Linked DNA regions of Mus musculus: region 2 is linked to region 1. Evidence: chromatin loops called from intact Hi-C (ENCODE). Cell type or tissue: heart. All regions are shown on one strand. Links, peaks and the distances in the headings refer to the core of each region. The heading gives the core; the rest is flanking DNA.

The links. Hi-C counts contacts between places; a loop is a spot of excess contacts. Peaks named below come from ENCODE experiments on the same cell type or tissue, not always from the same donor. Only the 100,000 strongest peaks of a DNase experiment are listed, where the experiment ranks them.
Region 2: it touches region 1 in a loop (2.2-fold over the local background); 4 of 42 quality-filtered maps call a loop at or near these places.

What each region holds. Positions count from the first base shown.
Region 1 is chr10:44,737,999-44,754,324 of GRCm38, reverse strand. It overlaps 4930431F10Rik (RIKEN cDNA 4930431F10 gene), which reads left to right and starts at 15,425. Exons shown (of 2, transcript NR_166081.1): 1 at 15,425-16,101. It also overlaps the pseudogene Gm18250. In heart, for the core only: no CTCF peak of the experiment used is centred there; no DNase peak of the experiment used is centred there; H3K27me3 peaks cover 466 bases.
Region 2 is chr10:44,992,655-45,005,404 of GRCm38, reverse strand. No RefSeq gene overlaps it. Among named protein-coding and RNA genes, the nearest start is that of Gm40639, 25 kb to the left of the region's middle. In heart, for the core only: a CTCF peak has its summit at 4,395; DNase peaks (open chromatin) are centred at 5,144 and 7,614; H3K4me3 peaks cover 1,865 bases; H3K27ac peaks cover 1,789 bases.

The DNA.
Region 1 (16,326 bases), core at 4,680-12,679:
ACTGTAACAGCATTGGTCCAGATTAGTTCGGTTTTCTGGCTAAAATGATACATCTGCTATCTTCACTGTGGAGGGGGGCTCTGTGCACAGTGATGGAATGGACATTGTCTACTTAATGCTTTTCTCCAAATGTTATCATAGGCTCTGAAGGGAACAGGACAACACTCATTTATAAAGTGGTCAGTAAAATATTTGCTTGTGATGTACATTTAAATAGGTATCCAAAAAGTAACTTTCAGAAAAGTTTTTAAAATCTTTTTAATGCTAGTGAGATGTTCAGTGGGTAAAGGTGCTAGTCACCAAGTCCGATGACCTGAGTTTAAACCCTGGGGCCCATATGGTAGCAGGAGAGAACCAACACTCTCAGGTGATCCTCTGACCTTCAAAAGTGTGCTGTGATTCCCACACCACACACACACACACACACACACACACACACTGCCCATTATAAAGTCAGTCTAATATTTTGTAATTCTTTCTATTTTGTCTTGTAATTATTGCCTGCTTTGGATCACAAAACCAAATCCTCGGTGGCTTCTTTCGTCATTATCCTGGACTGTTTTCCTACTCAGATTCTACTTCTTATGTTATTAAGCAGCATGGATGTGTTGGCATGTATGTATGTCCTAGAAGAGTTAAGAGGGACAGACTAATGCTCAGGAAATGAATGAGTTCACAATCAAAATTCATCCTTAAACCTGGTCCAAGTTCAGTTGTGAATTTCATATGGAAGCTCCTTAAAGAAAGGAAGAAATGCAGTCTTCCTCCTACTGCATATAAACCTGGGTCCAAGAGCTTTAGTTGAACATAAGAATCCCTCCAGTATCACGTGTGTGGTAGTTCCAAGCACCCTGGTCATCTGTACCAACTCCTGCATCCCAGCATGCACTTAGTAGGCTTTTGTTCTTGTGGAATGCTCACCATCAGAAGAGACAACTTGGACTGTCCAGTCCTTCTATGAAGAAATAAAAGATGGAGGTGTGGCAGATAGCAAGATTTCTCTCTCAGAAACACTTGGGTTCTTGCTGGGGGCAAGATGTTTGAAAAGTACCATATAAAACTCTTCTTTCTATTCCCAAATCAGCTTCATATGCTGGCTGAGATGGAAGTAGGGCACTGTTAAAATTAAACACAGTTTTGCCTTTCAACGCAACAGAGGCATAGCTGACTCATCCTCCCTCTCTCTCTCTCTCTCTCTCTTCCTCCCTCTCTCTCTCTCTCTCTCTCTCTCTCTCTCTCTCCCTTGCTCTCTCTCAGGAAGCCTGGCATTGAGAAGGATTTTCCATTGTGAGTGTTAAAGAACTTCCTCAGAAATTACAACTGTTGTGACCTCTGTGTTTCCACCGATAGATAAGACACGAGATGAAAGTATGAAAAAGCAAGCCAAATCCCCTAGGCATGGCTGCATCAGAACAAAGCCATTATGTTGTGACAGTTAGATTTAAGACCCATGATGCCACCCTGGGAAATCTGCAGTCTGAGCGTTGCCCAGACTCTGCAAGCCTCCTGGGGCCATACCCAGAAACCGGCCTTTATGCCTCGGTGCGTGCAGTGTCGTTTGTGAGAGTTCTGCCCACAAAGCCATCAGATGGTAACAATTTTCAGTCACTTCCAACATGAGTTGGTTTTGAACTTTAATATGCAACCTAATTATGACTGCAAACACTTTGTTAAGCAAACAAACTTCAAACCCCTTTAAGGAAAAAAAAAAAAAAACAAACCCTAGCTCTTCTCTGGTCATTCTGTCTTGTACAAAGGCTTTAAAAATAAAACTCTGTAGGGAATTAGAGAATCCAGGGATTTAAAAAAAAAAAAAAACCTGCCCCAAATTAAGTGGCTTCAATGTAATCAGTACTTGAGCACCAAGTATCTGGTTTTTTACTTCAAATCAAAATCTGGAAGCTAAAGCATTCTATTTCCTATCCCTCCTGCTAACTGTTCACCTTTGACTCAAGACACACAAGTAATCTCATTCGTGCTCTTAAGTCATCCAGAGAAATAGACTTTTTCATTTGTTCCCCAATTGTTCTTTGTGTATGAATTTCCTCTTTTCAGATCCCGAAACACATGCCACGGGAGGTCCTGCTCCCTTCAGGTTCCCTCACAGGAGCCTCTTTCCATCCTTCTTGGTTACTTTATCAAGAGCAAGAGTCATTATGTAGCAAATGGAAATGGCCAGATAATCCCTGTGGAGTTCAAACCAAGGGGGCAGTGTGAGGAGGTCTTGGGAATGGGAGTCCGGACCTCCAGACTCCATCTGTGGTCCTCTCCGTCCCCACACACTTACTGTGTCCAGAGTTTTTCCATGCTCTCCATTTGCCTGAATAATGGTTTCTAATATCTTCTTTCATTTTCTGGTTACTGCCCCAGGAAGGAGCTTAATGCATAGAGAACAAATATCTGATTTGTAGATGAACTTTTTGAAGGGAAATACATAGCGGTGTAATACCAAGCAACCCTTACAAAATGTAAAAGGCATGAAGGGGCACCCTCCCACAACCCCAAGGTTCACCTCAAGAGACCCTGAACCCCACATGTGTCAGCACCTCAGTTCTCCTCAGCCTCACCTCTTTGTGAACATGGGAAACTGTGGAGGCCAAACTTTTACTGATGACAAAGCAGGTAAGAAGACTGTTCTCCTGGGAAAACCTGTGCTTGAGAGGCTGGGCTGTGATCTTGTGACAACTGTTCTTGTCCACTAAATGCCTAACCCTCCTCGGTCAGATGTGACGCCAAGGCCCGGGGACATGCTCATTATGGAGACAAACTTTTACACCAGCGGAAATGAGACTTTTGCTACTTCTTGAGTGTAGAATTTTTCAGGCAGGATAGAAACCCCACCTGAAGAGGCGCCGTGGACAGAGGCCGTAAAAAGGCTCCTTCCTTTCCAAATGGACTCAGACATGCGTAGAGAGCTTCTCCATGCTGCGCCTCAGCAGTGACTGAAATTGTGCTGGTTCGCAGATATTTGTCATGTGAAGCCCATCTGGATGGAAAAATTCTGGTAACAATTAAAGAGTCCACCAGGTCTCCAGACTCCATTAAGATGAACCCTGAGTTAAAAATTAACTGCTCTTCCCTAGCCATGCTTTCTGGGTTTCCTGTCCTCACACACGGAGATGGAAAACAGTAGGAGTCTAATGATTAGCCACAGAATGGAACCCCTGGACTGGGGCTGCCGTGCTCTCTAGGAAAGTGGGATCAGAGGATGGAAGTAAGGTCTAGCCTAGAATCCTCATGAGAAGGTGCTGCAGTCTCCTTAACAGTCTGTGGTCCCTGCCCATCTACTGTCAACTTTAACCTCAGCCAAATTACACCATTGATACTTCTATCTTCTTACTTTTTTAAATATTAAATTCTTTGTCATACTCTGAAAAAGATCGTTTTGGTTTTTTTTTTTTTTTCTGGTTCACCATCATCCTTTATGCCTATATAGCTACACAAAAATCTGCTCAGAATAATTTGCCTTAATAAATCATTTCAATTTAAGAAGAGCCTTAGAAAATGAATACAGTATTTAACATCTACTGCACATCAACATTCTGTAAAAGAAAAATATGCTTTCCCTTCTGAAAAACAAATACACTATGTGCTGTTTGGCTTGGGGCATTTTGGTTGAGACTGCAGAGGTATGTTGTAAGTTTTAATACAGAGGTTTTCCTATTAATGTTGAATGAACTGGTAGGGATATATGGCAAAGGGTTCATTCATGGAAATGGCTATTTGATGGGTCATAAAGCTAATTAAAACCAAATTTTGGCAACAGCGTTCAGGATGTGCATGGCCAACTCTGTTTTGTTACACCACCCCAAATGACTCTTTCATGTGGGAAAATATTTTCACTTCAAAAAAAAAATACAGGAAAGTTTAATTGATCTAGGCAAACAAAACAGTCAGACAAATTAGCACATGATCAACTCCTAGGATCTAAAGCAAATCAGGCTATAAAATCTAAAGGAAATGCAGCAGCTTTAACTTTCATTGCTGTTTCAAAGTTAGATCTTAGGGAATTGGTGTACATGAAAAAAGCTTAACTATTGTGTGGCCAGGATTCCAGAGACCAGAGCTGTGGTCAAGAGACTGACAAAAACAAACAAACAAACAAACAAACAAACAAACAAACGAAGAGTCAAGCATGATGCTGGGCGGTGGGGGTAAGGAATAAAGGAGAGGAGAGGGCACCAATTTGGACTCAAATAAATCTGTCTACCTGCAATAACACCAAGGAATCTCAGAACCTTGTTTTAAAGATAGTGAAAATTAGTAGGCAAACATTTGAATCATAGATGTTATTCAACAAGAGTTTTTTTTATAGAGTCTGAATAGTTGGAGAGGAAAAATTCTGATTATTCTCATTGCCTTGGTCCATACTTTTCCTTATGCCCTTGCTCTACGAAATATTTATCAGGATTCTTCTGAGAAGCAAGCAGTAGTGCTGTAAGTTTCTTGTCGTCATGCAGTCTGTCATAAACCATCACACAAATAATTATTTTACCAAAGTGGTGAGTAAAGCTTAAAAGGAAGCTCTGACATGCCTGTGAGTATATGAGAGGGATATATAAATGCATCTGGAGGTCTGAAGTCAAGCAAGCCACCGGTGGATGTGAGGTTACAACAGAGAATTAGCAGAGGAAGAAAGAGAAAATGAAATTCCAAGTGGGGAGACACTGGGAAGACTCCCAGGTAGAGACATAAGAATGAGCATGGTCCAAGATTTCATGAAGCATAACAGAAGCAAAGGAACAGAGAAAGTCACAGTATGATTACAGAGGTGGTGAGCCAGAGATGAGTTGGAGAGGCAGCTAAGAACCAGGTCATAGAAGAATGGTAAAGTTCTGAACATTCAGCAATTTAGACAGGTGCAGATCCGGCCAACCAGAAGGGACAACAGTCGTCAACAAATCACGTGGTGCAACCAGAATGACTGGCTGGCCATCAGCCCAGAAGGAAAGGGCTTGTAGGACATGTTTTACATTCTCTGCTTAATACCTCGTACAAGACAAGAACAAAACATTGAAGTATCTTCAATAAGGAAGCTTCAGAATCTAATATGAGTCAGACTTGTTTTCTAGAGTGACCAAGGGGCAGGGGATAAATTATTTTCAGCTTACCAAGGAGCTACCCCTGTATCAGAGACAGTGCTTTGAGGACTGGGGAATAAGATGAAGGTCACAGAATGCAGCTCTCGCTCTAAGGCAGCTTACAATAGCGATCATTCAGGTGCTTTACTTGAGCAAAGAACATTCTAGATGTCCTTCAGAAAAATGGAGAAAACTGAGCATCCTGCCCAAAATCTACTTCTCTCTCTCTCTCTCTCTCTCTCTCTCTCTCTCTCTCTCTCTCTCTCTCTCTCTCTCTCCTTCCGTGGCTCTGCATTACAACTGAAGGACTGGCCAATAAAACATTTAATCATGCAGATGCTTGTTCCCCTTGCCCTGTACGTACGTACGTATGTATGTATGTACGTATTTACGTACATACATATGATTTGCTCCCCAAACAGAAAGCAAGTGTCCTCAAGGCCTATCATTCCCACTGAGCCATCTACTTCCCACTTGTACCTCTACCCGCCCAGACTAGCAGCTCATACCTGCATGAACCAGCCAGAAGTCACCTTTTTCTAAAAGTCCCCACTTGTTCCTTAATCTGGGTATCACCACCCATAGTAAACACTGTCAGGAATCACTCCTGTGGGTACCACCTCATGTGTTGACCAAGGAATCCATTTAGGAAATGATCTAATAAATCTGTCCTGCGACAACAAGCTAGTGTCAAACGCTAAAGATCCACAAGAAACTAATCCCTGCCCTATCATTTTCTAAGTATAAACTTCATGAAAGGTATGGACCCACAGACAGGACAAAGGTATTGTTTTAAACAAAGTTAAGAGTGAAAAATTGTCTAAATGTTAAAGTTACTGCCATTAACTGGCATCCTACTAAGATATTTAATGTGCATTTACTATCTGAGACTCAATGGCTCTCTTGGGAGGCAGGCAAAGGAGAAACTGAGCATTTCGCTCCTGAGCACCTACGAGCTGGAAGGCTGGCCCATTTGCACACAGCCTTGGCAACCAGCATGATGTAGGGCCATCAAAGTGCAGATCTTGTCTCTGAGTGATGTGGCTTTTGATTCTCTGTGACAGTAAATTTACTATGTCAATGTAGCTAAGCTACAGGACAAAGATATTTGCTAAAACAAACAAACAAACAAACAAACAAAACCCAACAATAACAAAAAAACCCCACCAGTCTTGATATTCTGTAAAGGGATTATTTTTTATATATTGATATAACCAACACTTTAAGTTAACAGTCTTGAATGAAACGCATCACCCTCTCTCATGCGGTAGGTCTCATCAATCAGTTGAAGGAAAGCCCTAAGAGCAAAAGACTGCCTCCAGGCTACCTTTAGGACTCTAGCCTCAACATGAACTCACATCTAGATCTTAAGGCTAACACAGCAGGGGCCAGGCCTGTAGATTTCATGTTTGCCAGCTCCCAGTTATGTGTCAATCACTTAGAGAGTGAAAAGAGGGGAGAAAGAAGAGAGAAGAGAGATAGGAAGAGAAGAAGAGAGGTAGAGAGAGGGATGAGGAATTGAGTGGGGAGGAGAAAGGACAGAGAAGGGGAGGGTTAAATCCTATGACTAAATCCTATTGCTTCTATGTTTCTGGAGACTCAATACATTCTCTAAACGCCAGTTTCCTCATAAACTCTCAATGACTCACAACTAAACAAAATAATTCATGTCAAGTGCCTAGTCCAGGGTCAGACAGATGGTCTGGTTCATGAACTTTCATTATTATTAATTTATGGGAGAGAAACTTGAACACACCGCTCTGCTTGTTGCTCTATTACTTATTGCTTCCCCTGCCCACGATATTCATTCTTATTCTCTCTCTATGCCACCCCCGCCCCCCGCGTGCACACTCCATCCCAGGTGAGAAATAGCAGCCTAGGCTGGGGGGAGCTTTAGATGCCACTGAGCACCGTGAAGGCCAGTGCGAAGACTCTGCTGGATGGAGGGCGGGGACCCTGTGTGTTATTGCTTCTCAGTAATTGAAGTTGGTTGCTTTGCAACCCACATAAGCTATTCCCTCTGCATCATGCACCAATGGTGTCTTGAAATTTCTATCTGATTCTTCCATATGTGCCTCCCACTCCCAATCTCCACTCTTTTTCCTTGGTCTTACTTTAGCAAATCACAGGGGCAGGAGAGACTGAGAGGGAAACATCTGTCAATGACAAGTTTATCAGGTCATTATCTAGTCCCAGGTGGGTCACTGTTTCAACTTAGCTAAAAGAAAGAGCAGATACTTGAGATGACATGGACAGAGTAGCATGGTCTCCCAGAGACAGAGGGTCCTGTACAGCAAGCAAGGGAGTCTGGCTACCTGTGGCTAACTTTTGGTTTCAAACATGTTGTTAGTACATCCTGCCATTTTAGGGGTTTCAAACAAGTAGACTTCCCATGATATTTGGATCCAAGAAAAACATCTGAAAACGCATTTGTGGCTAATTGAAATGGCTTTGGGCATTTTAAATTTCCTTCCAGCTGGGCAATAGACAGCCTCCCTGGCTGAAAGGACAGAGCAGGAGAAAGATGGAAAGCTTACTCCTTCATATCTCTAACAGATCTACCAGGAAGCATCTTCTTGTGTAACGCTGAAAGAAACTCAGGTCTGAGGATACAGACATCACCAAGAGCCTCACATATTGCTTGCCAACACCAACAAGTGCTCGGGAGAAATCACATTTAGTTCTAGAAATGTGAACTAAATTGGTGAATAAATGGTATGGATTGTGGGAGCTTAAACCTCTCCCAATGGAATGCATTTCTGTAACTAATATTGTAATTTTTAGAAAAATCTAATAAAGTTGATTTGACAAAGATCACCTTTGGGACTTGCATAAGTCATCTGAAATCCACTAGCTAGCTCACAGTGTACTGAGATAAGACTGAGCTGGCTCAGAATCCAGATGTGGGTATTTTCTTTGTTACTGCCTTCATTGGCTATACACACATAGAATCAAAACCTGTATGTGGATAATTTCTCACCTATAAATTCCACTGTGGAGATGTATTACCCAAAACAGATATGTGCTGAAAGCAAGCATTGTTGTTGTTGTAGTTGTTGTTTATTTTTAAATTTAGCTTGTTCAGGTAATCAGCCAGCTGCCTCTTAAACAGCACCAGGTAAATTAACCGTAATGTCAGAAGCACTTGCCAGCCCTGAGCTGTCATCTGGTGTCACAAAGCGGTCCTATTTGAAACTGCCCCTGCTTGCCTGGCCATTCTTTTTGTTTTGTTTTGTTTTGTTTTTTGAGACAGGGTTTCTCTGTATAGCCCTGGCTGTCCTGGAACTCTCTTTGTAGACCAGGCTGGCCTCGACTTAGAAATCCACCTGCCTCTGTCTCCTGAGTGCTGGGAATAAAGGTGTGCGCCACCACCGCCGGGCCATTGCCTGGCCATTCTTGCTTGCTGCGTCATGGTTGCCCAGCCCAGGGAAAGAATTTTTCAGATCCTCCCTTTCAACCTCCTGTCATATACTGTCCCCAGAGCATGTCCACAGTGTCAAAGAGGCTTTGGGCTGTGTGGCTTAGCTATCAGACCTACACTGAGTTACTCATTTATAGATCTGAAGCTGAGAAGTTCATGGTAAGTATGTCAGGAGGGCTGGTTCTAGGTTCCATGGCCACAGGTATCTCTTGCTTTTAGATGCCATGTTCCTGTGCCTTCACACCATATGTCCTGCATTCCTCTCTCCAATTTTTCCCTTTTTTTTTAATAAGAATACATGTCATACTAGATGACAGAATGCTCCAGTAACCTAACTGTCCATTGATTACCTCTGTCAAGACATTATTGTCAAATCCAGGCATGGGAGCACAGATGTGTCTGATCTCTGGACTCAGGAAGCTAAGGCAGGAAGATCACGAATTCAAGATCAGCTTAGGCTACAGAGAAAACCAGTAAGACTACATGTAAAGCACCTAACTGTCAGGATGTTGGCATCCTTTGGATGAACACGACTCATCCCTAACACTGGGTCATATGAACACTCAGGTTCACTCATGTCAAACCCTGGAGTTCATCAGCACTATAGGCCTCTTAGTCGTTCCAGACCTGCATTCCTTGGAAACAAGAGTGACGGACCCAACAACTTCTTCCTCTGAGACAAGATACTGCACCAGAATCACTGCTGTTTTTAAAGTGTGTTATGTTTCACCTCTAAGCAATGGTTATGGTGACACAATGAACATTTCCAAACCTGAGGGAGCTACCCAATAAGGGGACATCTGTCAACTTCCATCACCCTTGAAATTGCTACATAAAAAGGTTAATACTAATTGTTTGGACCATATCATAAAGTTACTATAAAAACCACTTCAAGTAGTAGAAATGTGCTGAGCATGCACATAGACATACATATACATGTACAGAGACACATGCACACACAAATATGTAGACACAGACATAAATACAGCATACACACATATGACACACATGTACATATACATATATACACATTTATTTATATACATGGAAGCATACCAATTAACAAGTTCTAAAATTCACCTCAAGTATAAAACCCTGTTATAGAACACAGTTTTGTAAAATATTTAATTCAAAATAATATTTGAGTGCTGAGGTCTATGAATGAAAAAGAAAGTAACAATTCTTGGGGAGAAAGCATGAGGTTTCCCTTCATTGGGGCTTAAACTTGATGCTTTCCATAACCAAAATTGACTGCAAATGTTTGTCTGCAAAAGTTGGTCCACAGTAAGAATTTAAATGTATTTCTTTGAAAATGTCTTCATACTCAGAAGGTGATTCTTGTGTGTGGCATTCATGTCCCTGACCTTGCTGGCTGCAGGACAGCAGTGCAATCACCTCTGGCTTCATTCCAGCAGCTGAGCAGGCAATTGTAGCACAAAAGCTGCTGGGACAATGGGTAAACAATTGGGTGTGACTTGGCCTCCAAAGAACTTCACTACCAACAGTGACATTTGAATTTCATATAATTTTCACTCGTCGTGAAGTATTATTTCTTTGATTTTTTTAAAAAAACAATGTCAACTACAAAAACCATTCTTTACTCACAGGCCACACATAAACAAGAGATTGGCCTGATTTGGTCTGAGAACTATAGCTTCTTTAAAAAAAAAAAAAATTAGGTAGTTTCTTCATTTACATTTAAAATGCTATCCCAAAAGTCCCCCAGACCTCTCCCCCACCCACACACTCCTCTACCCACCCACTCCCATTTCTTGGCCCTGGTGTTCCCTTGTACTGAGGCATATAAAGTTTGCAAGACCAAGGGGCCTCTCTTCCCAATGATGGCCGACTAGGCCATCTTCTGATACATATGCAGCTAGAGACATGAGCTCCAGGGGTACAGGGTAGTTCATATTGTTGTTCCACCTATAGGGTTGAAGACCCCTTTAGCTCTTTGGGTACTTTCTCTAGCTCCTCCACTGGGGGCCCTGTGTTCCATCCAACAGCTGACTATGAGCATCCACTTCTGTGTTTTCCAGGTACTAGCATAGCCTCACAAGAGACAGCTATATCAGGGTCCTTTCAGCAAAATCTTGCTGGTGTATGCAATGGTGTCAGCGTTTGGAGGCTGATTATAGGATGGATCCCAGGGTATGGCAGTCTCTAGATGGTCCATACTTTAGTATCAGCTCCAAACTTTGTCTCTGTAACTTCCATGAGTGTTTGGTTCCCAATTCTAAGAAGGGGCAAAGTGTCTACACTTTAGTCTTCGTTTTTCTTGAGTTTCATGTGTTTTGCAAATTATATCTTGTATCTTGGGTTCTCTAAGTTTCTGGACTAATATCCACTTATCAGTGAGTACATATCATGTGAGTTCTTTTGTGATTGGGTTACCTCACTCAGGATGATACCCTCCAGGTCCATCCATTTGCCTAGGAATTTCATAAATTCATTCTTTTTAATAGCTGAGTAGTACTCCATTGTGTAAATGTACCACATTTTCTGTATCCATTCCTCTGTTGAGGGGCATCTGGGTTCTTTCCAGCTTCTGGCTATTATAAATAAGGCTGCTATGAACATAGTGGAGCATGCGTCCTTCTTACCAGGTGGACATCTTCTGGATTTATGCCCAGGAGAGGTATTGTGGGATCCTCCAGTAGTACTATGTCCAATTTTCTGAGGAACCACCAGGCTGATTTCCAGAGTGGTTGTACAAGATTGCAATCCCACCAAAAATGGAGGAGTGTTCCTCTTTCTCCACATCCTCGCCAGCATCTGCTGTCACCTGAATTTTTTATCTTAGCCACTGTGACTGGTGTGAGGTAGAATCTCAGGGTTGTTTTGATTTGCATTTCCCTTATGATAAAGGAGACTGAACATTTTTTCAGGTGCTTCTCAGCCATTCGGTATTCCTCAGGTGAGAATTCTTTGTTTAGCTCTGAGCCCCATTTTTAATGGGGTTATTTGATTTTCTGGAGTCCACCTTCTTGAGTTCTTTATATATATTGTATATTAGTCCCCTATCTGATTTAGGATAGGTAAAGATCCTTTCCCAATCTGTTGGTGGCCTTTTTGTCTTACTGACAGTGTCTTTTGCCTTACAGAAGCTTTGCAATTTTATGAGGTCCCATTTGTCAATTCTCTATCTTACAGCACAAGCCATTGCTGTTCTTTTCAGGAATTTTTCCCTGTGCCCATCCATATCTTTGAGGCTTTTGCACACTTTCTCCTCTATATGTTTCACTGTCTCTGGTTTTAAGTGGAGTTCCTTGATCCACTTAGATTTGATGCAGTACAAGGAGATAAGAATGGATTAATTTGCATTCTTCTACATGATAACTGCCAGTTGTGCCAGCACCATTTGTTGAAATGTTGTCTTTTTACCACTGGATGGTTTTAGCTCCCTTGAAGATCAAGTGACCATAGGTGTGTGGGTTCATTTCTGGGTCTTCAATTCTATTCCATTGGTCTACTTGTCTGTCGCTATACCAATACCATGCAGTTTTTATCACAATTGCTCTGTAGTACAGCTTTAGGTCAGGGATGGTGATTCCACCAGAGGTTCTTTTATCATTGAGAATAGTTTTTGCTATCCTAGGTGTTTTGTTATTCAAGATGAATTTGCAAATTGTACTTTCTAATTCGTTGAAGAATTGAGTTGGAATTTTGATGGGGACTGCATTGAATCTGTAGATTGCTTTTGGCAAGATAGCCATTTTTACTATATTGATCCTGCCAATCCATGAGCATAGGAGATCTTTCCATCTTCTGAGATCTTCTTTGATTTCTTTCTTCAGAGACTTGAAGTTCTTAACATACAGATCTTATATTTCCTTAGTTAAGAGTCACACCAAGGTATTTTATATTATTTGTGACTATTATGAAGGGTGTTGTTTCCCTAATTTCTTTCTCAGCCTGTTTATCCTTTGTGTAGAGAAAGGCCATTGACTTGTTTGAGTTAATTTTATATCTAGCTACTTCACTGAAGCTGTTTATCAGGTTTAGGAGTTCTCTGGTGGAATTTTTAGAGTCACTTATATATACTATCATATAATCTGCAAATAGTGATACTTTGACTTCTTCCTTTCCAACTTCTATCCCCTTGATCTCGTTTTGTTGTCGAATTGCTCTGGCTAGGACTTCAAGTACTATATTGAATAGGTAGGGAGAGAATGGGCAGCTTTGTCTGGTCCCTGATTTTAGTGGGATTGCTTCCAGCTTCTCACCATTTACTTTGAGGTTGGCTACTGGTTTGCTGTAGATTGCTTTCATAATGTTTAGGTATGGGTCTTGAATTCCTGATCTTTCCAAGACTTTTATCATAAATGGGTGTTGGATTTTGTCAAATGCTCTCTCAGCATTTAACGAGATGATCATGTGGTTTTTGTCTTTGAGTTTGTTTATATAGTGGATTACATTGATGGATTTCTGTATATTAAAACATCCCTGCATCCCTGGAATGAAACCTACTTGGTCAGGATGGATGATTGTTTTGATGTGTTCTTGGATTCGGCTAGTGAGAATTTTATTGAGCATTTTTGCATCGATATCTATAAGGGAAATTGGTCTGAAGTTCTCTATCTTTGTTGGGTCTTTATGTGGTTTAGGTATCAGAGTAATTGTGGCTTCATAGAATGAATTGGGTAGAGAACCTTCTGTTTCTATTTTGTGGAATAGTTTGAGAAGAACTGGAATTAGATCTTCTTTGAAGGTCTGATAGAACTCTGCACTAAACCCATCTGGTCCTGGGCTTTTTTTGGTTGGGAGCCTATTAATGACTGCTTGTATTTCTTTAGGGGAGATAGGACTGTTTAGGTCATTAATCTGATCCTGATTTAACTTTGGTACCTGGTATCTGTCTAGAAATTTGTCCATTTCATCCAGGTTTTCCAGTTTTGTTGAGTATAGCCTTTTGTAGAAGGATCTGATGGTATTTTGGATTTCTTCAGGATCTGTTGTTATGTCTCCCTTTTCATTTCTGATTTTGTTAATTAGAATGCTGTCCCTGTGCCCTCTAGTGAGTCTGGCTAAGGGTTTATCTATCTTGTTGATTTTCTCAAAGAACCAGCTCCTCCTTTGGTTGATTCTTTGAATAGTTCTTCTTGTTTCCACTTGGTTGATTTTGCCCCTGAGTTTGATTATTTCCTGCTGTCTACTCCTCTTGGGTGAATTTGCTTCCTTTTGTTCTAGAGCTTTTAGGTGTGTTGTCAAGCTGCTAGTGTGTGCTCTCTCTAGTTTCTTTTTTGAGGCACTCAGAGCTATGAGTTTCCCTCATAGAAATGCTTTCGTTGTGTCACATAAGTTTGGGTATGTTGTGGCTTCATTTTCATTAAACACTAAAAAGTCTTTAATTTCTTTATTTCTTCCTCGATCAAGGTATCATTGAGAAGAGTGTTGTTTAGTTTCCATGTCAATGTTGGCTTTCTATTATTTATGTTGTTACTGAAGATCAGCCTTAGTCCATGGTGATCTGATAGGATGCATGGGACAACTTCAATATTTTTGTATCTGTTGAGGCCTGTTTTGTGACCAATTATATGGTCAGTTTTGGAGAAGGTACCAACCATGAGGTGCTGAGAAGAAGGTATATCCTTTTGTTTTAGGATAAAATGTTCTGTAGGTATCTGTTAAATCATTTGTTTCATAACTTCTCTTAGTTTCACTGTGTCTCTGTTTAGTTTCTGTTTCCACGATCTGTCCATTGATGAAAGTTGGGTGTTGAAGTCTCCCACTATTATTATGTGAGGTGCAATGTGTACTTTGAGCTTTACTAAAGTTTCTTTAATGAATGTGGTGGCCCTTGCATTTGGAGCATAGATATTCAGAATTGAGAGTTCCTCTTGGAAGATTTTACCTTTGATGAGTATGAAATGCCCCTCCTTGTCTTTTTTGATAAATTTGGGTTGGAAGTTGATTTTATTCTACATTAGAATGGCTACTCCAGCTTGTTTCTTCAGACCGTTTGCTTTGAAAATTGTTTTCCAGCCTTTTACTCTGAGGTAGTGTCTGTCTTTTCCCCTGAGATGAGTTTCCTGTAAGCAGTAAAATGTTGGGTCCTGTTTGTGTAGCCAGTCTGTTAGTCTATGTCTTTTTATTAGAGAAGTGAGTACATTGATATTAAGGAAAAGTAATTGTTGCTTCCTATTATTTTTGTTGTTAGAGTTGGCATTCTGTTCTTGTGGCTGTCTTCTTTTAGGTTTGTTAAAGGATTGCTTTCTTTCTTTTTCTAGGGCGTAGTTTACGTCCTTGTATTGGTTTTTTTTCCCCCTGTTATTATCCTTTGAAGGGCTGTATTCGTGGAAAGATATTGTGTGAATTTGGTTTTGTCGTGGAATACTTTGGTTTCTCCATCTATGGTAATTGAAAGTTTGGCTGGGTATAGTAGCCTGGGCGGGCATTTGTGTTCTCTTAGGGTCTGCATAACATCTGTCCAGGATCTTCTGGCTTTCATAGTCTCTGGTGAGAAGTCTGGTGTAATTCTAATAGGCCTGCCTTTATATGTTACTTGACCTTTTCCCCTAACTGCTTTTAATATTCTATCTTTATTTGGTACATTTGTTGTTCTGATTATTATGTGTCAGGAGGAATTTCTTTTCTGGTCCAGTCTATTTGGAGTTCTGTAGGCTTCTTGTATGTTCATGGGCATCTCTTTCTTTAGGTTTGGGAAGTTTTCTTCTATAATTTTGTTGAAGGTATTTGCTGGCCCTTTAAGTTGAAAATCTTCATTCTCATCTACTCTTATTATCTGTAGGTTTGGTCTTCTCATTGTGTCCTGGATTTCCTGGATGTTTTGACTTAGAATCTTTTTGCATTTTACATTTTCTTTGATTGTTGTGCCCATGTTCTCTATGGAATCTTCTGCACCTGAGATTCTCTCTTCCATCTCTTGTATTCTGTTGCTGATGCTCGCATCTATAGTTCCAGATTTCTTTCCTAGGGTTTCTATCTCCTGCGTTGTCTCACTTTGGGTTTTCTTTATTGTTTCTACTTCCCTTTTTAGGTCTTGTATGGTTTTGTTCAATTCCATCACCTGTTTGGTTGTGTTTTCCTGTTTTTCTATAAGGTCTTCTACCTGTTTAGCAGTGTTCTCCTGTATTTCTTTAAGTATGTTATTAAAGTCCTTCTTGATGTCCTCTACCATCATCATGAGATATGCTTTTAAATCTGAGTCTATCTTTACGGGTGGATTGGGGTATCCAGGACTGGCTGAGGTGGGAGTGTTGGGTTCTGATGATGGTGAGTGGTCTTGGTTTTTGTTAGTAAGATTCTTAAGTTTGCCTTTTCCCATCTAGTAATCTCTGGAGTTTGTTGTTATCGTTGTCTCTGGTTGAAGCTTGTTCCTCCCGTGATTCTGTTAGCCTCTGTCAGCAGACCTGGGAGACTAGCTCTCTCCTGAGTTTCAGTGGTCAGAGTACTCTCTGCAGGCAAGCTCTTCTCTTGCAGGGAAAGTGCACAGATATCTGGTGCTCGGACCTACCTCCTGGCTGAAGATGAAGGCCCGAAACAGATGTAGTCCGCACTCTCACCTGTACAGACTACTCTCTGAGAGATCCAGGACCAGAGATGGCTCCCCCAGGTGCTCCGGCAAAGTCCTCCCGGGTAAGGCAGATACCTCTCCTCTGTCAGGGAAGGTGCCCGGATGTCTGGAGCCAGAAATGGGGTCTGCTCCAGAAGCTGTGTTGCTTCCGCCTGTCCCAGAAACTGTGTAGCTTCTGTAGTCCACACTCTCACCTGTGCAGACTAGTCTCTGAGCGAACTATAGCTTCTTATTACAACTATAATTGAGTCTTGGTGTGCATGTGTATGTGCGTGCATGTACATGTG
Region 2 (12,750 bases), core at 597-8,596, 260 kb before region 1:
CCTGGCTACCTCCAAAAGCCATCACCCTCAATTAGGGATGGAAGTCATGAGCCCAGAGTGTCCTTGAGCTTGAGATCTTCCTGAGGCGCTCCCCCACCCCACCCCGCAGTGGCTGGGCTTCTAGGCATCTGCCACCAGGGTTGGCTGCATGACTGCCATCTCTAGTGGCTGTGGCTGTGGCACAGAACTGCTAAAGCTGAGTGCATATGGTTACCCTGCACGTCTAACATGAACCACACCTCTGTTTCCTTGGTTCTGCTTGAGGTAATTTATTAAATCGCTTATTGATAAAAAGACCTGTAGCTGAAAATCAAGACCAGTCCTGGGGGGGGGGGGGGCTTGTCCAGGCCTTGTTTGTCTTTCTTTATCAGGTACAGATTGCAAGCAAGAAGGTGAAAAATAATCTCATTAATTTTAATAGGATATAGACTACATTTTTAAATATATGAAAAATGCTATTAATTAGTATAGTTTCCTTTTTTAGTGTTTGATCTGACTATACTTGTCTTAGAAAACCATTTAACCTCAAATTTAATTATGTTTATAATTATATATAAACTAATCTTAACAAGACCTAGAATATGTGGAAAGTCAATTTTAAAAAGATCTATTGCCAGCCTGATTCTAATTAATAAGAATAAATTATCAATTATAAAACATCATAGTACTCCCAGAGTGTATCTTTGTCAGGAACACATTAATATTGTACTCAATTCATTTTATCATTGTGGAAATCATTGAGTAAAATCATGGTGGAAAGTTATTTGGAAATATGTGTAAGGTTGAACTGTCAGAAGGAAAGAATTAATTAAGAGTGAAGAAGGAAAAAAAACATGCTTACATAGTCTTCCTATCTTTGTCTGGATCTTCTATTTTGTAAATTTTCATTGTTACTTTCAGCCAGCAGGTTCCTCTGTGGTCGTTATCATTTATTATCGCTTAGCACTCCTGTTTCAACACTGTAGTGAGATAGTGAAATGAGATTCGGGACAGTGCATACCAAAATGCAGAGTAATTTGAAATCTTTCCAAAATCAAGTAGAAATTAGTTGTGGGCTATCAGTGTGGGGAGGACACAGACTAGCAGCTAACTGAGAGCCACCTGTGCACATGTGCACAGCACACACGTGTCTCTGTGCTTCCGAGAAGGCAGGGAAGCATCCAAAATTAGCCCGCTGCTTCTGGTATTTGACTGACATCACTGACTACAATGGCAACTGGTGTTACTTAACGAGGTGTGGACCTGCTCAGTCAAGTTCAGCTGAGGGCTTACTTCAGTGGTGGTATGGCTTGCCTCCAAAGCACGTTCATGAGCGGACATTATTATTTCTCCCTGCATGTCTCAACCTATAGTGGGCTCAAAATGTGACTATCAACTAATGGAAATTCAGTTTATAAACATCCCCCTAGACACACACACACACACACACACACACACACACACAACTTTCAACTTGACACACCCACCACCACCACCACCACCACCACCACCACCACCACCACCACTACCACATGTATTCTAGTCCTCTCTGGGCTAACCAGGTTCCATAGGAAATCAAAGAGAATCCTAAAACATTAAAGTATGGGGGTTATTAGTGAGTGTCTTTATTTTCAATGTGCTTGTGTTCCTCAGACAGCTTGGGGCACCTGGCTGTCCTGTTAACTAGCATACTGAATTTTATGTAGGACGTCCTTGAAAGGCACTTTCACCTAACTCTTTGGCAGCCCCAGTCAGGTGGATGGCCTAATTTTTCCTGACTTTCACTTTGATAGATATAGTTTTGAAGGCTTACCTCCTCTTCCTCCTTCTCCTCTTCCCTTTTCAAATTCATGTGTCAAGCATGTCCCAACTGCTTTGCCCTTGCCTAGCTGCCTGTGGAGGGGAGATGGAAATTTCACATTTGAACCACATTGCCAGGAGCTCCTAATGAAGGGGCCCTGAAAGCTGCTGGCCCAGAGCCAAGTAGGCGCAGGCAGGAAGGGCAGTGTGGTCCTCAGGGGCTGGGGAGAGGGCATAGAGACATCAGCCACTCAGGTTCTGCGTGTCCCTTAGAGGAGACACAACACGTTCAGATGTAATATTTAAAATGCTGCCTTCTTAATTTCAAAGAAACCGTTTGGTAGCCTGTTAATCCCAATGCTTAAAATAATGACGCAATGCATTTGCTTTAGTTTAGACAAAACTCTCTTTAAGTGGCCTACTTTCATTTTCATCTGCACGAACAGTTTGTGGTTGTAATATTTGAGGTTTTAAAATTGTCTTAGTAAGGGAATACAGGTTTTTTTTTTTTTAAACCTGGCAAGCTTTTTTTCCCTCTAAATACCTTCACCTTGTTCTTATGACTCAAAGACTTACTTTCTCAGCCATGAAAGCTTCTTACAGACTCTGGCAAAGGGAAAGATAAACAGAAAACAGAAAAGGTGGCAAGCTTTGCAGAGTGTCAGATGCCCTGTACAGCTTGCCTTTTGTAAACTTCAATCATGGTGGTGTCTGTCTGAGAAGGAAAGACCAGGGAGTCCGCAGCTGAGGAGCCGAGTGTGCTGACACAGGATCACGTGCCACCTGACAGGGGACTGCTAATGGGTAGTGTGGGTTCTCTCTTTACCCCTCAGACTTCTCTTACATGATCACAGTGAGGCTGGAAGGTGAAGGCTAGGACAGATAGATTAATATGACAGCTTTTCTCCACAGTGAAGTCATTTGTTAAATAAAATCTCTGGGAAAGCTGACATCATAAAAGAAGTTAGATAGCTCCGGGAGGCAGTCACCACCCTCGATATCCTTGAACTCCAGAGACTTAATGATCTTCAAATAAGTAGTATTTAAACAAATCCCTTTTCAAATGAAGCAAAGGTCTGTTTATTTAATAATCACCATAAACTTTAAGTGGCAGAGAAAACTCCCTTGAATTGATATTTTGTAACAACTGTGTATACTGAGTAGGTGTTTGACTCCTAAAAGTTAAAGGTATTTCTGTTGTTGTGGTTAAATTCTGAATTTTACTGGCTAATCTGTGGGGATAAAAAAAAATAATTACTACTATGTTCAAATTTTGAGCATAAGTGGCCTTTTGTACATTCACATGGAGGGAAGTGGTGAGAGCGAGTTGTTCATCCCTGCAGCTGATGAGGACTGTGTGCACCCATATGCCCTCAAGGTATAAGCAGGACACCCACCACACCTTTATTCTAGTGCACAATGCACAGGGAAGCCTGTGACTCTGGAGGTTAGCATCTGCTCTGTGAGATGCCCTAGACATGGCTTGATGACTCTGTGGGGCTTTTCTATGCAGTCTCTGAAGTCAGACCACTCTGAGGCACATCTATGACAATGTGGTTGGTTTTTGTCTATGTGCAGATTCCTGTGTAGTTGGATTTGTTTGTTTGTTTGTTTGTTTTTTATGGGATTCTTTGAGAATTCAGAAACACACACACACACACACACACACACACACACTATAGATCTTTCTTGTTAGGGAGTTCCACAAACACCCTGAAGCCTGCATGACAACCCCTGATGCACATTCTTATACTTTAATTAATGAACTCATCGTGGATTATTTCTTTAATAGCCTTTCCAGGCTGTCTGCATTTTATTGCCACTTTTTGTCAAAGGAAACATTATTTTAAAAACAATTGAGCAGAATGAGAGTTTTTGAAAGGATGGAAGAAGAAACAAAGAAACAAACTTAAAATCCCAGCAGCTCCTGAGATTCAGTCCCCTTAGAAAACAAACACACTCTCTAGCAAGTGAAATGAGTCAGCACACTCTGTCTATGCTAATTTAAGAAAGGAAAATAAATTCTGAGTTCAGAACAGTACACCCCACTTTTCTAGGCGTTTCTGTCTCATTCTTCATTGAAGTTCTGATCTCTCCTGCATGATGGCCTCCGGCCTGCTGGTCTACCTACAGCTAGCTCCTCTTATCACAACACAGCACATTCTTATCTCTTCTCAGTAAAAACTACCAACTGGGTAAAAATATTTCTAACTGAATTCTCATTTAACATGTGAAACCGGCTCTTTTTCCTCCAGCCTGTGCAGTTTTTTCTTTTTTCTTTTCGGTTACAGGATGTTGTCCCCTTTCTTTTAAAAAAGATCTTTGAGGCATATAAGTTCTGAACTCAGAATTTATTTTCCTTTCTCGAATTAGCTGTAGCTAGAGTGCACTGAGTCATTTCACATGCCAGAGAGTGTGTTTGCTTTCCTCGGCGCCAGGTTGCCCTTTAGCATGCAGAAAGTTAAGAAGAAGGCAGTTTCACAACCCTCCCCTCTTAGCACCTGTCTGCAGTCTCACACCTGAAAATCAGCCTTGTCCTAAAGTGCTCATATGCTGGCCGGAAGTCCAATGGTCACCTCCATTTAAATGGCCTCTCTTCAGGTGCAGTTTTCCAATCTCCCACTAGTTGGGGCTCTACACAAAGAAAAGAAAAGAAAAAAGGAAATAAAGGGGCTCCACAGAATTATTTACTAAGCAAACACTACGCAGGAAGACTTTATTTTCCGTGTTCTTGAAAATACGACTGGTCATTTTATTTTGGTTCTAACACATCGACCACAGGTTTGTTTTGGGTTTTGGTTTTTGTCCCCCCCTCTAACTGCCCCCCCCTCCGTGGGTCAGTTTTATTTGCTCTTCATACCTTGATTTGAAAAGTCTGAACCAAGGTTACTACTGCTTTTGACATCGTTTAGAGGCAGTCAGCTCTCTCAGTGCGTAGTTGCTCTAAACTAGGAACGTGGAAAGTGCATAGACTGAACATTTAGCACACAAACTACAGCTCCACCTTCTCAGTAAGATTATTCTCTGCTCTGCTCTTAAACCCGCAGCACCAAATGCAGCTGATATTTTCTCTCTGTCTCTGTCTGTCTCTCTATGTCCCCGTGGGGCCCCCTCCTCTCTCTCTCTCTGTTTAGTCAGGATGAAAGATCCCCGTGGATAGTCACAAATAATCAAGATCCTCCCGTGCGGTCCACTGGCGCTCAGTTTTAGCTTTGTTTGTCCGGTCTTTCTCCACCTCCCCGGAGATCCTTTGGCAAATCAGATAAACAATGCCTTTTTTGCTTAAGGCAGAAAGAACAGTTGAATACAATGGGAGGCCAGACTTGGCTGAAATGCTGGCTGCAGGTGCTCTCAGCATTGTGGTCATTTAAACCAGATGCTGGGGAGTCGAAGCACCTGCTTCCCCTCTCTGTGTACACTTGAGAGACTGTGCTCCTGCGTAGGACAGGTCAGCGCATGGCTAAAACGAGTGGTGCCCCACAGCAGCATCGTTCTGGTTCATAAGACAGTTGGTACTAGGAAGAGCTTCGTACAGAGCCTGTTTAATCCTCAAACATATGTAGTTTAATTCAATATTCTTCTCTCTCCATTTCCAGACATACCATCACTATTCTGTATACACAGACAGACAGACAGACAGACAGACAGACAGACAGACACACACACACACACACACACACACACACACACACACACACACCTCTGCAACAGAGTCTACTTAAAGTAGACACTCAGATACAACGTTATTTTTCTCTGGTTTATATTATCTAGCAGGAAAGACTGACTAGGAACAAGAGGGTGATGATTTTTATGGTTCTGATAAAAATGAGACAGATGCCGAAAGCCTTGCATAGCTCAGATTTTATGAACATCTCTACAGCCATCATAAATCTATGGACAATCCACAATGAACATTAAATTGTGTACCTTGAATGTTGAGCATTAAATAAGAGATCAGGGTGACACTGCTTGTGTGTGTGTGTGTGTGTGTGACTAGACTAGATTCAAAGCTATAAGAGACTAGTTTGGTATTTTTGTACTAAAATTATTCTAAAGCACAATATTGCAAATCTAAATATGAATACATTAACTTCAGGGATATGTGAAAGTATTCAGAGTGTTTGTGGTATAGCTGTATGAGTCAGGCCTTGCCCTGATGTTAATATTTTAATTTCAATTTAAATATTTCTTTTCATCATAAATTCATTTTGGAACAGAGTCAGTTCTTCACAGTGATGCAGAGGGATTTTTTTTTTTCTTTCTTGTATTTATGAACCATGTTCTTCAAAGTTCATCGAGAAAGCTTTTGTCTTGAGAGCTGAGGTCCTTTCTGGAGGTTTCTGTGCAAACACACCAGTACTAGGGCTGAGGTCGGATGCCTGGAGGAGAGTCAAATAGAGGCCTTTTCAAGATCTCTAGTCCACCCTTCCCAAGAGAAACTTGTTTCTCATCTGTAAACCTCTCCTGGTCAGGCTGTGCGAAGAAATACTTTAATTTTTTTCCCCATAGCTCTTAATACACGGATATGGATTCTTTTCTGTGTATATGGTGGTAGAAATGGAATCCAGAGCCTTGTGCATGATTAAGCATATACTATACCACAGACCCACACTGTTAGCTTGTGACTATGTCCTTACTGCTGCCTGCTGAGGTCTTTGAAATGAAAAACCTTAAAAATGTTTCTAGGTTTGCAAGGACAGGAAGGGTGGCAGAATGGCTGAGGGTAACAAATCAAGAGAGCTAGTGGGGTTAGCTTGAGATGAGGGTATATAGTGCTGAGAAAGCATGCTTTGAAAGAAACCAGTCACAATGTGTTTTATTTTGTCTTGTTTTTTAAAGGAGGGGGTATATCTCTTTTTCTCCTCTTGTGTCTACATTCTTCTGGGCTAAAAAGTCCGTAGAGTGATTACCAAGATGTAGGAGAGGGGAGAGGGGAGAGGGGAGAGGGGAGAGGGGAGAGGGGAGAGGGGAGAGGGGAGACAGAGTCAGAGAGACAAAGAGACAGAGAGACAGAGATAGAAACACCACACAGGGAGAGACAGATAAAAAGACACACAGAGAGACAGACAGACTCAAAGGGAGGGACATACGGAAGAAGACATGAGAAAGACACACACACGAGAGAGAGAGAGAGAGAGAGAGAGAGAGAGAGAGAGAGAGAGAGAGAGAGAGAGAGAAACTAGATATTCCAACCTGCAGATGTGTGCTGCAGCAGTCTGTCCTGGGGAAATCGAATGGGGTAGAGAGGATGGCTTAGCAGAGATGACTATGGGAAGAGAGATTACAACCTCAGCTAAACCTCGACTCTTGTATTTAATATCTTTGGAGCTGTTTTCACTTATCTGTGTGACTCTCTTTTGTGCTCTTAATTTCTCCTTGAAGTTCTGTATCTAATCATTAGTTGGGCAACCAATAATTCTCCCTCAGCCCCCACCCCTTTTTACAACCAACTTTAATCTTTCGACTCAGTGAAAAACATGTTTCCCCTATCATAACTGGTTTAACAAAAATTCTCTTTCAAGTTTAGATTACTCAGATACAATGGCTTTCCTGCAGCGAGCTCTGCAGAGAGGAATTTACATCAGAAAGGAGATTTATGATAGCCTGAAATTTCCATTTGAATATGGAGAGTTAATAACACGCATATGGTTTTTTTATTATTATTATTTTAAGGTTTAAGCTATGCCATAGGCTAAAGGAAAGCTGGAAACTGCGGGGCTGGCAGAGCTCAATGAATAATTTTATCTGGATTTCATTCACAAACAGCAGCTTGCTCCTCGGGAAAGGACCCGAGTGAGCGGCTCTCTCCCCAGACCGGAACTAAAGTGAGTGCCAGGATTTCCTGATTTGTTTACATTTCTCAAAAAACTTTTTTCTCCCCACCGGACCAGGCCAGAATTAGACTTCCTTTTCCACTTTTGGCTCCTTCCAAGCTATTCTTGCTCAAGGTATTCAGCCCCCTTTCCCTGCATTCTCCTTTGTGGAAGTCTCAGCTGGCTTCTTTGTCTCACAGAAACACCGGAGAGGCAATGAAAGATGTGGGCGGGAAAGTAATGGCCTCAGCGAAAACAATAAGCCCACCGAAGTTGGTTTTTCCTGGACACAGCACAGTTTGCCCATCTTTAAAAAACTACTGAGAGTCTCTCACGATGCCTGGAGGTCATGAGACAGCCATATAAAATATATCCGGTGGCCTTGCTATAGTCCTTCAGCTCTGCAAGGCGGGCCTGAAGATCAACTCTGCACCCTGCTGATGGACCTGTCAGCCAGAGGGGCGTCCTCTGTAGTGGCCAGGCTCCTAGGACACTGGCTGGGACTTCTATTCTGTCCTCTTTGCTGGTCTTGATCATCTCTAATTGTCACAAGCTTATTTGGAGATTTTCAGTGGTGTCTGCGGGGGGGGGGGGGGGTGGGGTGGGGGGTGGTGGTGGTGGTGGTGGTGGTGGTGGTGGTGGTGGTGGTAATAACACCTTTCTAAAGAGAAACACAGGTGTGCTCAGTAGTCAAAATGATATATACAAGTCAATCAGATATCATGGGGACCCAGAAACAAGGAAAACATAGAGGAAAAAAAAAGAGGGGTCCATTGCCAGGTGTCCTCTTCTGGTTAGAAGCATTTCTGATTCTGTTTTCTTTACGCACTTGTTTCTAAGGCTAAAGGCCTTTTTTAGCTTCCCTGGTTATATCACCTTTCTTTTAAAAGTCATCTGTCACCCTAGCCCTAGACAGTATTGGAGCTCATTCTTGCCTGGGTTCCTTAAGGCAGTCAGTACCTTCCTCCTTCCTGATTGTTGTCCTGGAAATCTCACCCAGCTCTTAGCAGAGAGTCAGATAGCCTGAAATTCCCATTTGAATATGGAGAGTTAATAACCTTGCCTTGGGTGTTGCGGTGAAAGGCAGGTTGTTCTAGGGCTGTTAGTGTTATAGCAAAAGAAAAAAAAACTTTTTAAAAAATGTAATATATTTATTTTATGTGTATGAGCACACTGTTGCTCTATTCAGACACACCTGAAGAAGACATTGGATCCCATGTACTGATGGCTGCCAGCCATGTGGTTGCTGGGATTTGAACTCAGGACCGCTGGAAGAGCAGACTGTGCTCTTAACCACTAAGCCATCTCTCCAGCCCCCCCCCCCCGGGGGGCGGGGGGAATCTTGAAATGAAGGAATGGGTCCCTCATTACTGAATGTATGTGATTGACGGAGGTGCCTGATGAGTTCCTTAGCTTCCAGTGCTCCTGGAATTAAACTGTACTGAGGAGAGCACTAGGTGAAACCCACTTATTTTCCTTAGACTCATTGTGTTGGACTGATCTTTCCCCACCTGCTTCAACAGGCCAGGCTCAAAATCAAAATGGAGTTACCAGGGCTAAGATCATCAAACTGAAACTGAAACAAAAATTAAAATGATTACACACTAATTTCCTGAACAGGCAGTTTTAGTTAGCATGAAAAGGTTTAACCCTTTACAGAAAAAAAAAAAAAGCCTAAAATAACCTGAGATTAGCCATCAAACAAACAGACAAAGTTTGTTTCTGCTTTATTCTGTCTATAAAACAAAACTCCTCTGCTTGGAACACTTCCCTTTTATGGAGTGAAGTGTTGTTTGAGTCCAGAATAATAAATAGAGCCAATTAAGAGCGTTACATTGGCAGAGGATGTAGCTTAGTTGGGGAAGGCCTGAGTTCACTGGAATCGGAGCTGGTCTGTGTGCTAGCATTAGAAACGGCTCCGAGTTCTGACAGCATCGCCTTTGCCTTGTAGCTGCTCCTCAGGGATTTGGCCTCTCACATGAAAAGCACCCTGGCTACTCTAAGTGAGGAGATCTGAGTAGCTTCACTTTCTAGGCCCCCATTTCTGTCTCGTTGCTGTCTTAATTCATATAGCCACAAAGTCGTTTTTTTTCAGCGAATAAGATGTAAAAATACATCAGTTTTTACAAACAAAGATTTTTCTTTTAATAATTGCCACACTTTTATTATTTCAAATTTGTACGTGGGTAGGAGCATCCAAAGGCGGTCTAGGGATGGCTCCAGGGTTTTACAAAGGGCACCTTGAACTGGGACACTTGGAGTCTATGGTGCCCACGAGCGCTCAGTAGTCTTCATTGCACACTCCTCTGGTTGGTTCCTCAGGAAGTTGTCAGCACTCCCTCTCGCTGCCTTTTGAGATGCTCAAGGAGGGTCAAGGGGAGTTGCAGACAGTCTCTGTACTCTGGCTCCAGCCAGCCTGAAGAGAGGGGAGAGGCAGCTAGCTGTTTGAGTAGCAAATTTCTATGGGCATACAGGCTTTGTCTAGCCTGTGTTCTCCTTCTCTATTGTGTAGCCTGAATCCCATCGTCGCCTGAAGCAGCGTCTGGGAGAATATGTCATGTGGGAGAACAGGGGTAGTAGTGAGACCAGCACGAGGATTTGGCCTTCCAGACAAATGTCTATGCCCCACCAGGGACCGCTGAATGGAAAGGGTCCGTTTTCAAGGAGGGAAAGTTAAGACACGTAGGAAGCATTCGACTCACCGCTCAAGGCCACTCTGTGATTCACTGCGTGAACAAGATGAGGACACTGAGTTTCCATAGGGACCTGGGTGGTTCTGAGCCAATGGCAGAACTTTCTTCCCTAGTCTTTATACCCCACCTTACTCAGCTCTGGGTTCCTCTGCCCACCTGCAGGAGAGCAAAGGGCTGGGGAGATGTATATTTCTATCACACCCACCTGCCTCAGGCAATCCTGTTATCTCCTGCCAGTGTATGACTGGCAGTATATGACTGTATGATATGATAATCTAAACTTTCTATGACTTCGGGGATTCCTGGGTGAGAACGCTCGTCAGAATGGCTCTGTTGAAGTGATAGAAATAACTCCGAGACAAAAGGTGTGTGGATGAATAGTGAAAAAAAAAATACATTAAAGGTCTGCTCACTCATTAAGAGACTCCTCAAAGGCCTGGCAGCGGCCAAGACTGTCCTTGTAAGCAGCTCTCACCTACTTTCTGGTCTGTGTCTACTCAGCTCTTTAATCGTACACGTTTCGCTATTAGGGTTTCCTGCTACACATTCAGTTTTCAGTTACAGATTTACTGGCTGACTGCTGTCTGCTGGGAGGTTACAAGAGCTTCATTAGCTTTTCAGGAGGAGGGGCAGCAATTCAGATAAATTCCACTGCTCCTTCGCATAAGATCATCTGGCAATATGAACAAAACAGGAAGGTGGTCCATTTTGAACAAACCTTCTGGTTAAAAGGTTTCATAAATTAAGCAAGCAAAATAAACAAACAAAAAAAGTCCCAGACAGACAGACAGACAGACAGATGATTTCCAACAACATGGCATTGGCTGGAATTTATGAAGTTGAAGAGTTCAGACTTTGTCCAAGTCAGTGACTGATAACTGACAGCCAGCTCTTTTCCTCTTTCTCAATAGTGAATGGGACTCTCTTTTAAGGGCTTCTATTTTATTGTTTAAAATTGGAACCGGCACAAATTCAAAGCAGGGTGAAAGGAAGTTTCCAAAACAATGGCATTGAGATTCTCCCAGGGCCTTTTCAATGGTGAGAATTTAGCGCACCTGAGAGGCCAGACTTCCAGTAGTGGCAGCATGCCTGTGAGGATGGCGTGTTTGCAAACTAACTCCAGAGAGGCAGACTCCTTCCTGAGGCCGAACAGTCACAGGGATTACTTTCTACTTTGTCAAAAATGCAAAGAACATTTTCCAGGGACTAAGGAACACTCAGGGGAAGCAAGCCTTGCTCATAAATGAGAATAAGCCCTCAGCACAAAGCCTCAGGGACGGCCCCCGCGTCTTTTCTCCACACAGGTTCTGTTTTATATGCATTTCATACATTTGGTCTTCACAGAAGTATTTTGGGCGGGTGTATGATCTTCAGAAGATTATTTTGTTTTACAGATAAAAACACAGGGAGTTTCAGCCACCTGCCTAAGGTCATGGCCTAGGGAGTGGCGAAGTCGGGGTTTCAATTCTGACAATCTCATCTAGTGCCATACTGTGAGCCCCTTGACAATCTCAGACAGGGGACTTGTGTACACTCAGGGATCTCAGGTCCTGGAGACTCAGTGTGATGTGGTCTGGGATCCAAAGAAGCCCCAGTATGCTTTAGTTTTAAAGAAGAACCTTCTTTTGTTCTGCCACTGAATAATGAGGCAAGCAAGGCAAGTGCAAATTATTTTATACCTACTTATGTGTGTGCGTGTGTGTGTGTGTGTGTGTGTGTGTGTGTGTGTGTGTGTGTGTGTGTGCACGCGTGCGTGTGTGCCTGGGACAACCTGTGGAAGCCGTGTTCTCTTTTTCTACCATGTGTATTCTGGAGATGAAACCTATTTTGTCAGATTTGGCAGTGAGTGCCTTTAGCCACTGAGCCATTTCTATATTCTCAGTTCTATTATTTCTATTTTCAACTGGCCTGTTTCTGAAAAGCCCTGGGAGTGGCTTCCATGTAAATACCTATTTGTCTTCTAGGTCTCTATGGAGCTCCAGTCTTGTTTTTCTCTTTTTCGTAAATGTTACTGCTGATTTCAGTTTTCATGTACCCCAAATATCAGCATGAAGTTTTCCAGCCCCACCTGGAACCAGCTTTTCCTTTAATCTCTCTCAACTGTAATGTGTAGTCACCAAGACTCTCCTGCTCAGGATAAGCCATACTGCTCAGGATAAAGCGATACTACCATCTTTCCCGAATTGTCCTTTACCTCTGTTTCTAGCCCCAAGCAAACAAGCAATTGAGTCTCTGCTGTGTCTGCTTCTATTCATTCCTATACGGATGAACCAACTTTCCAATGCCATATTTTTCATTACATTTCCAATAATATTTTCTACTTTTAGGTATTCATTTGGCCCTACATAGTGATATTTGGTTAAAGATGGGATTTAACATCTTTGGCAATATTTTATTATTGTTGTTGTTATTAATGTTAACATTGATGTAATTATGTTCCAGAAAGTGTCCTAAGTTGGAGACAC